2 separate regions of the Homo sapiens genome follow, and region 2 is linked to region 1. Evidence: chromatin loops called from intact Hi-C (ENCODE). Cell type or tissue: heart left ventricle. All regions are shown on one strand. Each heading gives the region's core, and the rest is flanking DNA. Links, peaks and the distances in the headings are about the cores only.

The links. Peaks named below come from ENCODE experiments on the same cell type or tissue, not always from the same donor. Only the 100,000 strongest peaks of a DNase experiment are listed, where the experiment ranks them.
Region 2: a loop joins it to region 1, with 4 times the contacts of the local background. A loop is called at or near these places in 2 of 110 quality-filtered maps.

The regions. Positions count from the first base shown.
Region 1 is chr3:30,284,869-30,287,790 of GRCh38, reverse strand. No RefSeq gene overlaps it. Among named protein-coding and RNA genes, the nearest start is that of LINC01985, 230 kb to the left of the region's middle. In heart left ventricle, for the core only: no CTCF peak of the experiment used is centred there; a DNase peak (open chromatin) is centred at 1,620; H3K27ac peaks cover 1,529 bases.
Region 2 is chr3:30,621,169-30,624,090 of GRCh38, reverse strand. All of the region lies in intron 1 of TGFBR2 (transforming growth factor beta receptor 2), which reads right to left. Among named protein-coding and RNA genes, the nearest start is that of TGFBR2, 16 kb to the right of the region's middle. In heart left ventricle, for the core only: no CTCF peak of the experiment used is centred there; no DNase peak of the experiment used is centred there; H3K27ac peaks cover 1,457 bases.

The DNA of each region.
Region 1 (2,922 bases), core at 298-2,797:
GCTAAAAAAGGGATACATTTTGGGAGAAGCTTCTTTTATAGGGCATTAATACCTTTCAAGAGGGCAGAACCGCCATGACTTAATCACCTTCTAAAGGTTTCACCTCTTAATACTATCACATTGGTGATTAAGTTTCAACATGAAATTGAGAGGGAATGCAGTCAAACCATAGCATATACAAATCATACTAAGAAAAATTTTCCAATATTGACTTTTCCAGTAATTTAAAACAGTCACAGGAATCTGTGCCACTGTAGAAAGCTGCAAATAGGGCTGCAAACGAGCACCCAGTACTTCTGATCTAACTGATGTTACAGTGAAAATGCTGTCATGACAGAGGCATGGTTACCCTGTATCCACAGGGTATGCACTGTGCCTTTTGGAAATGGAGTATGTTAATCAATGTCATAAGAGCTAAGCTGCAACATTGACTGGATATTTGAACAGGACACATCTATGGTGTAAATTCAGCTTTGAGTCATCACTTCTTTAGTTGTTGTAGCTGGAGTAAAAAAATTCATGAAAACACCAACTCATTCAATTATAGGATGCAGAAAAATTTGGAAGGGATGGAAGGCTGTTTTGTAGAACACAATGGGTATAAAAGCCTTGAGTAAGACTGAGAAATTATGATCCCATTGAAGTCATTGGACATACATTTTCTGAGTATCTGCTCTATTCTGGCAGTGTGTCTGGTCCTATAGAGGCAGTGAAGCCCAAAACAGTGCCCCAGGCCTCAAAAAGTTTCAAATCGTGAGACTGGGGTAGAAGGAGAGATGGCCTTAAGGAAAGAGGGTATGAGTCAGCTTTTGCTGCAATGATGCTGGGCAGCAAACATTCAAAAATCAGTGACTTAAAACAAGCTAAATAGTATTGTAACCCAGGTTTCTCGACTCAACAAAAGTTCAATACCACCTTAAAAAGCCTATTTAGACATTCTTTTAATCTCACTCCTTCTAATTGAAATTGAAATGCCTCAGATAAATTACACATCTGTTTACATATTATATGTATATCCATGCTTTATGCATTAAAAAGTAAGATTTTTTTTGCCTTCCAGTGCCAATTTTCACCCCTTTTGGGCAACATTGCTCCATTAATAATGCATGATCTAACCCACCTTTGGGGGTTCAGGAAAAAGCTTCCAGAGACTTTAATACTTGGATTGCACCTTGGAGGTAGCAGGATTTTTCCAAACAAACAAGAGAGAAGTGTATTCTAACCATTAGGAATAGCACTGGTACCAATGGGTAAAAGAACCTTCTGTACTTTGGAAACTGCCAGGGTGGTTGGAATGCCAGGCTAAGGTCAGGGTGTGGTATGAGAGAAAGCTGGAGAGGTAGGCATATTATGAATCAGAGCCATGGTAAGCACCTCACCATGAAATCAACATTTCCCAGACTTTTCTCAGCCTTTTTTGCCTGCTTATATTCTAGGCATAGAATCAACTTTGCTTCTGAGGACAACTGTATCTTACTTTAGCCTTCAAAATACTCCCACAATTGAAGGGGAGGGCTCCTTGCAGCAACAAGGCTAGCAACTGGGGTGTGAAAACTGCTATTCTCCTTCTGAATGGGTCAGCTGGGAAATCAAGGGAAATGAATCATTGAAAACAGCTGTGTGGGTTGACCATGGCTTGGCAGTTGGCCATTGTTTGCCAGTAAAAGTAGCAGCAGAAATCAACCTGTACTGAATGCTACCCGTACATTTGGCTCAACCAATTTCTTAGAAGCTGATTTAAAGATTCTTCCCAAATTTACTATTAACAAAAAAGCCTGTACCACAGAAAGAAATATTTGGATTGCCTGTCAGTTTGCAGTATTTATGTCAACTCCTGTATGTTCCACTTTGGCAGCTTTGGCAAGTAAAAACTAAACAAAATAAAAATGATGCCATGAAGTAAAACACACATTCTCTTTTGCCAGATTTTTAGTATGTTCCTAATTTCTAAACCAAAAATTTGGTCACTATGACGTGACTAACATGAACCTCCCTAGGAATGGAAAGTAAATAAATATGAAACTAGGACTATTTTAAAAAATGTGAACGTAAAATCACTAAATTTTAGGCAAATTTTGGACTTAGTAAAAACAATCATGTTGTGAAATACTAAAATAATTCCCTGACCTACAACTAATTAGTTTACTTCAGATTTCACTAAGATATTTTAACCTCAACAAACAGCAAAAATCCTTCTTTCAACTGAATACTTGCAAAATTAAATTCCAGAACCCATCTTTAAGTTTGGCTCCCATAACCCAATATGCGATAGCTATGTGATATGCTCAAGTTGTCCATATTTTTGCAACATGTGGAGAAACAGGAAGCCCAGAACAGTCAAATGCAGGCCCTTATGCAGACATAATGTAATTGTGTTCAGACAGGATATTCATTCTTCTGGGTTTTATTAGGTGCACTCTAATTAATTAAAGAATGACAGACGTCATTGCGGAATTCTTCATCCCTCCAGTTAAGGCATCATTTTCAGGGCATGATACCATCTTAATGAAAATGATCCATTATTACCATGTTAAACAGATACAAATAACAAAAACCAAGTTAAACAGGAAGAAATGAACCTAGCTATAAATCACAGGTGAAACTAAGCCCAACCTAATTTGCAATGCAGAAGTTTCTCTGTTTCAGATGTTCTACTCTGGTAGTAGCTCCGGCCTTCCCATTATAGGCACCCTCTCCACCACCAGCAGCCTTCTTAGGTATCAGCTCTGGAGCATTCTTCTCTTGACTATCAATGTTCCATGACACTGAGAACCTTCCATTCAGCCAGAGGTCAGGTAACTTTGAGTCTTCATCAGCTTGCTGGAGACACTGAATGCACTGAAGGTATTTTTAAAAGAGAATACAGAATCATGGAGACTTGAGAGGTAGGCTGATCTATATCCCTGTTCTTTCCCTCAGGAG
Region 2 (2,922 bases), core at 238-2,737, 340 kb before region 1:
GCTCACTGCAACCTCCACCTCCTGGGTTCAAGCGATTCTCCTGCCTCAGCCTCCCGAGTAGCTGTGATTACAGGCGCCCGCCACCATGCCCAGCTAATTTTTGTATTTTTTAGTAGAGATAGGGTTTCACCATGTTGGTCAGGCTGGTCTTGAACTCTTGACCTCAGGTGATCCACCTACCTTGGCCTCACAAAGTGCTGGGATTACAGGCATGAGCCACAGCGCCCAACCTCTTCTCTGTATGTTTATTCAGACATTCATGTTTAAGAATTTCTGAGAAAGGAAGCCAAAGATAATAATACCTGACCTCTATGTCTATATGATGAAGAAGTGCACTTCCTATGTAAAGATGCCCGTATTCCTGATTAGGTTAAGCAACTTGAAGTTCTAGTGAGGGGCAAAACTACAGGACTGCAGAAACTGGCATAGCCTTTTACACATGGCAGCATTTGTCTACTGATAATGGTGACACAACCTCCAAGAGGGCAGACCACACGGTGTATTAAAGAGAAGCTGTCCCCATAAGAAAAGGGGAAAAGTAAAATGACTCATTACATAGTTTGAAATCTCTTATGATGGGTGGACAAAACCCTCAAAGAAGAAATTCTCCAGTCTTAAATTGGGCTTTTAATGTTCGAGGCAAGAACAAGTCTCCTGATGAGTACACTGCCATCGCCTCTTTAACAATTTAGCTATGAAAATATGAAAATACGAGGAGACTATAGATTTTTATCTTAGATTTACTTACAAATTAAGCAGTGAGGGAGCATGACTAAAAATAGAAAAATGATGAAAAGATTAATTAATGATACTTTACTATGTCTCAGTGGATGGGCAGTCCTATTACAGCTGGGGCAGATGATTTCATCTTTCTGGGCCTCCATTTCCACATCTGTAAAACAGGATAATTATATCCATCTCAGAGAGCTGTTTTTAAAATTACAGATGACAGGAAAGTGAAACTGTTTTGAAAATAATGAAGCTTTCTATTACTGTGAGATTATTAAAAGATTATTATAACTAGACATGGTCAATATGTTTTCTTCAAAGTTATCAGACTAGACATTTTTCCCTCTGGTGATCTTTCACCCATATGTCTCAATCATACTGAAATTATTCAAATCACTTCTTTTTTCTGTTTTCCTGGTACTAGTTTCTCTTTTTCTTTTTCTTTTTCCTTTCTCTTTTTTTTTTTTTTTTTTTTTTTTTTTGAGACAAAGTCTCGCTCTGTTGCCCAGGCTGGAGTGCAGTGGTGCGATATCGGATCACTGCAACCACTGTCTCCTGGGTTCAAGTGATTCTCCTGGCTCAGCTTCCTGAGTAGCTGGGATTATAGGCGTGTCCCACCACTCCTAGCTAATTTTTGTATTTTTAGTAAAGACAGGGTTTCACCATGTTGGTCAGGCTGGTCTCAAACTCCTGACCTCGTGATCCGCCTGCCTCGGCCTCCCAAAGTGCTGGGATTACAGGCCTGAGCCATTGCACTGGCTGGTACTAGTTTTCTATCTGCCTGAAGAAGTACGCAAATGACTATTTTCATGACTTTTTTTTTTGCCTTTAATATTATTTAACAGCTATTTTAACAATGAAAGACATTTTACATATTCTCAAAAGGTATGTACCAAAGAAGGGTGTGGGCAGAAATGTTCACAAAATCAGGACCTTTCATTGCATCTTGGTGACCACCAATAAAGTACACAGAAACCCATAGTGAACTGAGGTCTAAGTGGCTGCTATCAACCAACACAATCTTGAACTGCTGAGTCTGATCATTTCATTTTCTTAAAACTTCAGGACAGTTCAATTTAGAGAGCACAAGAGTGAAGTTAGCCTCCCTGGTCATCTAAAGCAACATGGGAAGGTAATTTAAGAAAAGTGACACCATATCAATCACTTTCCCAAGCTTTTCAGGGGCTCACTCCAAAGACTTTCTTGATGATAAATTTTATTAAAGTGCTGATCATAATCAAAACAGTACATTGTATCAGAGGTCAAGCATTGTTTTTCACTTCCCTTCCCAGAACTTATTAAAGATGTACCTCTGAAGAAAGACATAAGGAAGAACAAAATTGTTTTGACTCACAGAAAATGGCTTACACAGACATCTAATACTTAGTCAAGTTGCTTATATATATGAAATAAGTTATACCTTGGGAGTAACAAAGCCAATAGGCTTGGCTCATAGGGGGCTAACTACGGCTGCAGCAGTTATTCAAGAAGTTAACATATTCTCTCCTGTCCCCTGAAGACACCACAGGCATCTCAGTAATAAACTGATAACAACCAATACTCAAGAGTTTGTGAAAATGCTTTGTAAAGTGCTGAATAATGTAAGTGATTATCTACTTACCACAAACGTCCTCACCAACATCATCATTAAAATCTTGAAAGATAAGTGCTTTTCAGTAGTTTTGAGAGTGAACCAATGACATGCTAAATTAAAAGCATTATATTTCAACCATTTCCAATAAGTGCCACAGAATATTAAGACTTAAGAATATTAAAATTCTGGTCAGGTGCAGTGGCCCATGCCTGTAATCCCAGCACTTTGGGAAGCCGAGGAGGGTGGATTGCCTGAGGTCAGAAGTTCAAGAGCAGCATGGCCAACATGGCAAAACCCTGTCTCTACTAAAAATACAAAAATTAGCCAGGTGTGGTAGTGGGCACCTACAATCCCAGCTACTCGGGAGGCTGAGGCAGGAGAATAACTTGAACCCAGGAGGCAGAGGTTGCAGTGAGCTGAGGTCGTGCCATTGTACTCCAGCCTGGGTGAGAAGAACAAAACTCTGTCTCAAAAAAAAAAAAAAAAAAAGAATATTAAAATTCTTATTTCATCTCCTTTTCCTCTATAGATAGAGCAGGTAGGGCACTACCAGTCCAAATCTATGTAATGTGATGTCAGTGGTAGCTCCAGAATTCCCA